Linked DNA regions of Homo sapiens: region 2 is linked to region 1. A link is a contact called in ENCODE Hi-C or POLR2A ChIA-PET data. All regions are on one chromosome and are shown on one strand. Each heading gives the region's core, a stretch centred on a gene start or an enhancer-like site at or near the end of the contact. The rest is flanking DNA. Distances are from core to core; before and after follow the strand shown.

Evidence for each region. A loop is a pair of places that touch in the nucleus more often than their neighbours do. ChIA-PET counts read pairs that join two places held with the same protein, here RNA polymerase II (POLR2A). Pooled maps may share reads with other maps.
Region 2: a map of Right ventricle myocardium inferior shows a loop between it and region 1 (2.8-fold over the local background). The contact joins two enhancer-like sites. A Hi-C loop is called at or near these places in 3 of 168 maps with a recorded cell type or tissue (Caco-2, Right ventricle myocardium inferior and posterior vena cava) and 6 of 50 pooled maps. POLR2A ChIA-PET finds 5 or more read pairs at or near these places in 6 of 52 experiments (BJ, MCF 10A, PC-9 and 3 more).

The regions. Positions count from the first base shown.
Region 1 is chr2:236,685,392-236,689,965 of GRCh38, forward strand. No RefSeq gene overlaps it. Among named protein-coding and RNA genes, the nearest start is that of ACKR3, 120 kb to the left of the region's middle. Within about 2 kb of position 2,305, at least 4 of the 41 ENCODE cell types and tissues checked have a DNase peak (open chromatin) inside an H3K27ac peak, as active enhancers do.
Region 2 is chr2:236,746,559-236,751,132 of GRCh38, forward strand. No RefSeq gene overlaps it. Among named protein-coding and RNA genes, the nearest start is that of ACKR3, 180 kb to the left of the region's middle. Within about 2 kb of position 2,038, at least 11 of the 41 ENCODE cell types and tissues checked have a DNase peak (open chromatin) inside an H3K27ac peak, as active enhancers do.

The sequences.
Region 1 (4,574 bases), core at 1,055-3,554:
CCTCTACCAGGATTAAAAGACCTTCTGTATCTGACCCTCATGTAGCAGCAAGCATGTGTGACTGGAAGGACCCCACTATCACCCTTTGAATGAGGCTGGTCCCATGGCAATAGTCAAATGGCTGGTGTAGCCCAGTCACTGCCCTGGCACTACCCTGTTGTAGCAAATGCTGGCTGATGAACTGTTCTGGTACATTCCCGCTGGAATGTCAGAGTGTCAGAGTGGTGGACAGTCCAGGGTGTCTCCCCTCCTTCAGCTGCCTCTCTGTGCCTTGTAAGATGAAGACACCAGAAGCCTGCCTACCTTGGCTGCAGGAAACCTAGTTCCAGAAAAGAGTTTTTGAACCAAGTGCCCTTCTCTTCCTTGAATGAATCCTCTTTGTCTAACCTTTCTGGTAAGATATTAAATGCTGGTTTTGTGCTTGCATGTGTGTTTTTATTAGTGGTTAATTTTTGACATGGTAGATCCTCTTTTCTGGTATTCTGGAAGTTATACCTTTGCGCCCTATGTTCCTGCCCCTAGTAAAAGATTCTCTGGAAACAAATTGCATACTTGCTTTTAGTATTTGAAATGCTTGATATGAGCTGTCTCCTCCAAAATCTAAGTCAATTATGATCCCAACCTTGAGCCCTCAGGACAGGAGAAAGTCCGTGGGTGTCCTCACCTGCAGCAGTCTCTGCCAAGGAGATGCATCTGGCCAGCCCTGGCCTCCTGCCCTCTGAATGAGAGATCCTCTGCCAGCCCTAGCCTCCCGCTGGAGTCTCCACCCAGACATCCATGGGGACGAGGGTGGCCAGCCTCCTACCAACCGCACCCCCGCCTCCCTTGCTCATGCTGAGTTATCACGGACTGAGCCCCTGGTGCTGGAATTTCCTGTGTGCAAATGGCCTTGGTGTTATCCTCCTCTTCCTATGTTCTGGGCGAGTCCCAGGGCAGTGGGGCATTTGCTTTGGCCTCCCTGCCCACGTTGCCCTGCAGTCTTCCTCAGCCTACCATCCACTCAGTGGCTCCAGCCAGAGGCCTTAGAACAAACCATGGTCCCCTCTGTTCCTCACACACTGCATCCACGCCCAGATGGACCTTATGCCTTTCCATCTTTCTCCATGTGCCCGGGATCCCCGTTCTACTATATCCTGTCCCCTCATGACAGCCAGGTGACGTTTTGCAACAAAACCCATTATCTACCCCCACTCCCCAAAGCCCTCCAAAATATCAGCATTGCATTAAGAATAAAATCCCAACTCCTTGCTAAATCCTGTAACTTTGGGCCCCTGCCCCCTTATCTGAACATCCCACAGGCCCCTCTTCTCACTCTTTCTGTTTTGAACCTGCTGACTTTCTCTTTATTATTGACCACATCCAGCTGTTTCCTGCCCTGGGATCTGTGCTCACGAGACTGGTGGTCTGTCTGCCTCAGCTCTCCCTCCAATGAGCAGGAGCCCTCTTCTCCGCTTCATTCCTTAGTGGAGGCTGAGCAGTCCCTCCAGATGGGGCTTCCATGCCCCTGGGTTTTCCACCACTTGGCTCCCATCTTTTTTTCATAGCAGGTAGTGGGTTTGGTCACTGCCTCTCCAGTGAGCCTGGAGGGGCCACGAGGACAGGGCAGACCCCTCCTGCTCATAAGTGGACCCCAGCCTGCACAGAAACTGGCTCCCAGCAGAGCTGGTCGTGATCTGTTGATAAAGACACAGCACCCTCTGTCCCTGGAGGTGTGGCCAGGGCACATCTACCCCGCTTTGCCTCTGTCCTTCTCACCACAACACGCTTCTTATCACTGTGCCCCCAGAATGACAGGATAGTGGTGATTGGGAAGGGGCTGAAACACACCTGACTCGGTGGATGTAGCACTCCACTGTCACACCTCATCTGTGTATGTGTGTGTGTGTGTGTATGTGTGAGCATGTGTCCATGTGTGTGCATGTGTGTATCTGTGTGTGCATGTGAGGACAGCATTTTTGGCTCTTTAAGTTTGACCTGGAATGTCCACTTTTAAATAACTGATGGCAAAGCCAAGCTGCTTGCGAAAGCAGGACCCGGTCCCAAATGCCAGTGGGGATTAAGAGGAGGTGGGACTTGTGCATCCTGGGTGGACAGGAGTCCTGAGATGTGAGCCTGGGGCCTATCTGATGACCGTCCTGAGACCCCAGCCCCACAGCAGCCCCCAGCCCACCTGCCTTCCTCAGCCTGCATGGAAGCTCCTCCATTCCCTCCAGGCTTAAATGGGAAGCCATTTCCAGACAGGAAGTGGAGAAGGGGAAAGTCAGCCATCCCATCAGCCTTTTCTGGGTATGTGGGGCTTGTCAGTGCTTGGATGGGGTCCCAGGCGGCTGGGGCGTTCTCACCAGGAACTGGCAGTCACAGGGTGGCAGGCAGAGCTGGAAGTCAGGGCAGAGGGCGGGACAGTGCGGGGGCTGGGTCAGAGCCAGGGCAGGCCAGTGCGGTGCCAGCTCACTGCAGGCTCTGCCCAGAAGTGTGTGGCAAAGACAGATTTCAGGTGTGGGTGTCTGGGATGAAGGCAGAAAGCAGGGAGAACTCAGATGGAAGATTCTGGAATAGGATTCACAGAGTCAATGGTCTGGGGGTCTCAGTGTAACTGGTGACGATAGCAGGGAGGGGGCCTCCCTGGGGACGGGGGTGGGTACAGAGGAGACAGGCCACACCCTGCTGGGCAAGGATGGCTTCCTGTGGGTCACCAGGGAGGTTGCAGGAGAAAAAATTACAGAGCTTGCCCAGAATATGCCACCCTGTTTTTGGGGTTTTATGGTGGTAAAGCTAAGTCTGCAAATTGCACTTAGAATAAATGCAAACGTATCTGGTGGCATTTTGTTTCTCTCTCATTGCCAGTCTTCTGGAATCAGGGCTGTTGTGTGTTGATCTGGGACTCCCGGGCCCTGCCTCTGTCCCTGGCCTCGGCCTGCTGGCTTGTGTGGGACCTGAATTTCGGGAGCTGTGTGCTGCGTCCTCCCGCTTCCCTATCTGGCCTGTTCTGCAGGATGGGAGGGCCAGGGGCTGGGAGTGTGTCCCCTCCCACCCTCCCTTGGAGGCTGAGCTTGGTCCTTTCAGGAGCATCAGGGTAGAGCTCCACTGAGATGGAGCCACTGCTGACTCCTTTGGTGAAATGATCCATAAGCCCCTGACTTCTCTGTCCTGAGAATTTGATTTCTTACTTTTCCAGGCTCGTTTAAAAGGAGGCACGGTGGCAACTCAGCTTATTATGGAGACTCTTTACTGCAGCAAACACACTTGCTCTTTCTCTTCTAGTTTCCTCATCTGTAAAAACAATCACAATTGTCCCCGACACATCTCCACCGAGAGTTCCTGAATGCCGTGGGAATAGTGTGCTGTTAGGGGAATTATTCTGGTTTCCAGGGCGATGTGTGTGCTGGGAGGGCCCTGAAATGGTGGTTGGGGGTGGGGAGGGGTGGGAAGGATGTGGAGGAGGCACCCAATTTCTCAGGAGCTGGTGCTTCTCCCTGCCCTCCCTCCCATGGGAGGAAGCAGCCGAAACTTGATAAGGGTTGTATTGCTTTTACCAATAAAGGGTTTCTCCTGCCGCCGCAGGCGGGGTCTGTCGTGGCTCTGCAGACATCGCACACACTCCTTCTTCACTGGGCCCCGCAGGGACTCAGGAGACAGGGCAGTGGTGGACGCTGTGCCTGCAGAAAGGACCCTGTCCCTGCCCACGGAATTGCTGTGATGAGGATGCTCCGCTGGGGGACTCCTGGTCGTGAGTCCAGGATAAAAGAATGTCTTGTTCTCAAGTGGAGAGGGCCCCAGAACGGGGATTTGAGGTGGAGCATTTTGAATTGGCGTGAATCCAAATGATTGCATACTCCAAAATATGACCTGTGTTCTCCTGACAGAAATGCACACAGGGGAAATCAAGCAGCCCAGACGCTGCTGGGGGGCAAGCGCAACTGGCAAGAGGCGGTCCACTCAGGTCCCATGCCATGGTGCATTTCCATGAGCCGGGGAGTTATGGGATATTCTACCTGGGTAAAAGTATTCTTCACACTCAGAAAGCAATTGTGTAGCCCTTTAGAGCTCACTCGTGTCAGGTGCAATGCAACTAGCTATGTACCTGTCCACTCCTGTTGCCACTTGCAGATTCCCTGAGGGCAAGGACTGGGCCTCTCCTCCCTCCCTCCCTCCATCCCTCTCTCCCTCTTCTTCTTCTTCTTCTTTTTTTTTTAGACAAGACAAGGTGTTGCTCTTGCTCTGTTCTACAGGTTGGTGTGCAGTGGCACCATCATGGCTTACTGCAGCCTCAACCACCCAGGCTCAAGTGATCCTCTCTCCTCAGCCTCCTGAATAGCTGGGACCACAGGCAGGCACCACCATGCCAGGCTAATTTTTAAACTTTTTGTAGAGCCAGGGTCTTACTATGTTGCCCAAGCCGGTCTTGAACTCCTGGGCTCAATCAATCTTCCTGCTTTGACCTCCCAAAGCACTGAGATTGCAGAAGTGGCTTTCTTCTCTCCCTTCCTCCCTCCCTCCCTTCCTCTCCCCCTTCTCTTCCTTACTCCTTCTTTCAGATCCCCAAAATACAGTTGCTGGAATGTGTAAGTGTTTAA
Region 2 (4,574 bases), core at 788-3,287, 61 kb after region 1:
ACAAAAGTTCCTTTCAGTTTTATCAAATCTGGAAAAAAATCATTTAATCATTAAAAAAGTCTACTGTGCTACTTACAAAAACAAAAAAGTTGACTATTTCCCTCTGCACTGCTCTCCCCTCTTGAGATCAAGTATACAGAAGCACTTCGATGATCAAAGCATGTAGCCCCATCACATCAAGAGATGAGGATATCAGCTCCTTTCTATTTATTTCTATGGATAGGAATAGTGCTGTTATGTTGCCTCATCTCGATGGATTAGTGGAAAGCATTATGCTCTTCACAATGACCGTCAATACCCTAGGTGAGAGGCAGGGCTGGCCTCAGCAATTCTTCCGGGTGACAGCCTCTAAGCAGAAGCTTGAGGGGACAGTGCCATGGCAAGGCTGCAGGTGGGTGCCGGCAAAGCCAGACATCGGGGAGCTTGCAATTCCAATAACCCACCCCCTGGGACCCACAACAGGGAGGGTCATGACCCGAGAGCCACACTAGCGAATCGCTCCATCTACCTGGCAGGACCACCACACACGGTCCCCCCATCTCAGAACCCCATCTCAGCACCGGGGCTGTGGGGCAGGCGAGGCTTTGGGTAGTGGACAGGGCTGTAGAAGGACATTTCCTGGATCGCAAGACCCCTCTTCCCCTCACCTAAGCATTTCTCTGAAATCCAGGATGCAATTCCATTTATGTGGAAGTGTTTCCTTATTATTTCTATTTTAAAAAGTATTGTCAAAGCCCCTTATCAAATCAATGGTGCATCTGACATAAACATGAAACAGTCAGATGCCATCGTGGTGTGGCAGAGAGTGATGGGAAGATGAGGGGGTTGATTTTTATTCTTCCATTAAATGTCTGGGTTGACCCTGAGTGGAACTTAAATTCCTTACCTACTTAATTTAGTGTCTTTATCTCTAAAATGAAGAGGTTAAACTGGATTATTTTCAGGGTCTTTTTTGAACTAGCAAGCACAGGAGTCCACACATAATTAAGCGCTGCAAACGTGGGGGCGCGGATCAGAGTGGCCAGAGGCAAAGCAAGTTGTATGAGGCTGATGGAGGCAGGTCCCGTGGGATGGGAGGCCCCTCAGAGGGCCTGCAGGGAGCCCGTAGAACTCCCTGGGGACAGGCCTGAGTGCTCTGACAGGGGGATGGGGAGGTGACAGAGGGAGGCTGGGCACTTGGACCTGTGTGAGAAGGAGAAACGTGAAAGCAACTCTGTACCCAACAACAAGCAAATAAAAATGTAGTTCCCCCCCACCATGTGCCATCATGATAAAAGCAAAAGATGGCACTTTGTTGTTTTTAAAAGGATATTCCTTGCAACCCAAATATCCCCTAAATAATTTGTCACCCCTTCAGTTATGCTCCAAGTGGCAGTTAAGTTTCCCTTGGCACACAGATCCACTGGAGAAATGGAATATTTGGTTACATTCTCCTGTAGAGGGAGGGAGGCCTGAGGGTGTGCTTGTGTTTCTAGGAAACAGCCGGTGCTTCAGCGCTGACCCCACACCTGAGTGACTGTCCAGGTCTGGGCAAAGGGAAAGCCGACATTAGTGTCTGGGGACAGCATGCTCATTGCAGCCTGAGGCCTCATCCTCAGCCCACACACTGAAGGTGTGAGACGTGCAGGCCCCCACATGGGGACAGACCTCCTTTCTCCTGTTTCTGCTCGGACAACCTGTGCAGCTCTGCTCACTGCTGCTGGAGTTTGGGAGTTGGGACCCCCTCTCTACCATGCACACAGAATCCCCAAGCCCCAGACATCCAGGAAACACCACCAGATCCCTCATGTCTTGGTTCTGTCTTTTTCAGGCCCCCAGCAGGAAGTGGCTGGCTCAGGAGGTGGTGTCTCAGGTACTGCAGGAGTCATCCGTCTTCTCTTCTGCACTGGGGAGTCATTCTCTGACCTTGGGTTTACCTTTCAGAACGCTCCCAGCTCTGGACACAGGGCTTGGTGGGGACCTCCTTCGGAAGTGTCACCCTGAGGCAGAGCCAAATGCCGCAGCAACCGCCTCTCCTCCACCCTCTTCCTCCTTCAATGCAAGATTGCAATGAGATTGGCCCATAGGGCGGTTCAAAGAAGCAAAAAGTTATGATTAGGAAATACCGGTATTAAATAATTTCCCTTGGTTTCATTTCCTCTTATGACTGAATCCCAGCAGGGCCTCCCAATTCTTTTCCTTCAATTGGCTGTTTTATGTCCAATTCCAGGACGGGCTGGGTCCCGACTGTAAGCATCCCCCAACCCTCCCAATCCCTCCTTTGAGTCCTGACCATTTAGCCCAAGACAATTTTAAAATCGCAGAAGCTTAAGGCTGGAAAGCATTTTGACAGGTCCCCCAGGCTAACGTTATATGCGTTTTCTCCTGTTTTGCCTGAATTGAGCCAGAGGAGGGCTGAGCGCCTCATGTTCCCCTGAAGCATGCGGGCTTTGGAGGTGGCCAGGCTGGGCTGGCTCCTTCAGGGACAGCCCTGAGGCTCCCTCCCTGCAGCTGCTCACGCTGCAGCTGGCCTGCTGCCTGGACTTTCAGGGAACACCTACAGTGGGCCAGGCATTGTATGAAGGTAACTAGAACTAGGCTCCTGAAAACTTTAGTGGAAATAGCAGCGCTTTGCATTAAGTAAGATGTGGGCTACCTTACCCTCCAGAAGGGAGAGCATGTCCCAGTCCACATGTATTTCAACCAGTATCTTTTTAAAGAAGAATGGTACAACTAGAATACTCAGGGTGTGGCCTGGCTGGTGCCCAGGGTGACGGGGCCATGCCTCCGTGGGGACGCCACATTTGTAACTATGCCTGCATCTAGACCCATCTAATGTTTTAGTGTGTGGTTGATGAAAGCCACTGATATTTTTCTGCACCATGCTTTTGAAATTTGATATTTGGATGAATTATTCAATTCCCCTGATATTTCTGAGCTGCTTTTTCTGAGTCAGGCACTGGTGGTTTGGTGACACACAGGGAGACGTGCTCCAGGCCCCCGTGGCACTCACAGTGCAGCAGGAAGACAAATCACCTGCTTCACACAAGTCGGTGTTTGGTTACAATTGTGGGAAGAGTTTTGAGGAGAGGAAAGTGTGCTTGCTGAGGAATAATGGCCAGGAAAGGATTCCTGAGGAAGGGACATTCACATGGAGACCTCCAGGATCACTGGTGTCAGCCCGGAAGCAAAAGGAATTCCCAGGAGAGGAAAGAGCTCATGCAAGGACCCTGAGACCTCACACTGGGCGGAGAGAGACCCTGAGTCTCCACACTGAGCAGAGAGAGACCCTGAGACCTCATACTGGGTGGAGAGAGACCCTGAGTCCCCACACTGAGCAGAGAGAGGCCGAGTCCTCACAATGGGTGGAGAGAGACCCTGAGTCCCCGCACTGGGCGGAGAGAGACCCTGAGTCTCCACACTGAGCAGAGAGAGGCCGAGTCCCCCCACTGGGCAGAGAGAGACCCTGAGTCCTCACACTGGGTGGAGAGAGACCCTGAGTTCCCACACTGGGCGGAGAGAGGCCCTGAGTCCCCACACTGGGCGGAGAGAGACCCTGAGTCCCCACGCTGAGCAAAGAGAGGCTGAGTCCCCACATTGGGCAGAGAGAGACCCTGAGTCCCCACACTGGGCGGAGAGAGGCCCTGAGTCCCCATGCTGGGTGGAGAGAGGCCCTGAGCCCCTACACTGGGTGGAGAGAGACCCAGAGTCCTCACACTGGGTGGAGAGAGACCCTGAGTCCCCACAATGGGTGGAGAGAGGCCCTGAGTCCCCACACTGGGCAGAGAGAAGCAGAGTCCCCACACTGGGTGGAGAGAGACCCTGAGTCCCCACACTGGGCAGAGAGAAGCAGAGTCCCCACACTGGGTGGAGAGAGACCCTGAGTCCCCACGCTGGGTGGAGAGAGACCCTGAGTCCTCAAATCAGGTGGAGGGAGACCCTGAGTCCTCACAGTGAGCACAGAGAGATGTAGGTGGAGCTAAGGCACACAGGGGCTGAAGACCAGGCAAGGACATGACTCCTCATCCTAAAAGCAACGGGAAACCCAGGCCTTTGGTCTAGACTTATCCCATATTAGATTGGCTTTTTCAAGGGTCAGTTGGGACACTGTGTAGAGATTGGCGTGGTCTGGAGTTGGAGGAAAAGACAGCAGGCAGAAGCTGGATCCAGGTGAGTCATGAAGGTGAGGCTTCAGAGGGCAGGTGTATTGAGAGGTCCAGTGGACAGGACTTGGTAATGAACCGGCTGACCAGCTTGTAGACTTGGCAATGGAGGAGTCAGATGCTCTGAAAGGGATCAGGAGAAAGGAAGAAGGACTGGGAAAGGGATGAGGCAAGACTTACTCAGAGTTCTGTCTGATGTGCCTTTCAGTCCTCCGTCTTAGCCCATGCATACTACTGTAAAGAATACCTAACACTCAGTGGCTTATAAACAACAGAAATTTATTTCATATGGTTCTGGAGGCTGGAAAATCCAAGATTAAGGTGGTGGCAGGATTGGTGTCTGGCGAGGGCCTGCCTGCTTTCCGGTTTATAGATGGCACCTTCTTGCTGTGTCTTCAAATGGTAGAAGGGGTGAGGGAATTCTCTTGGGCC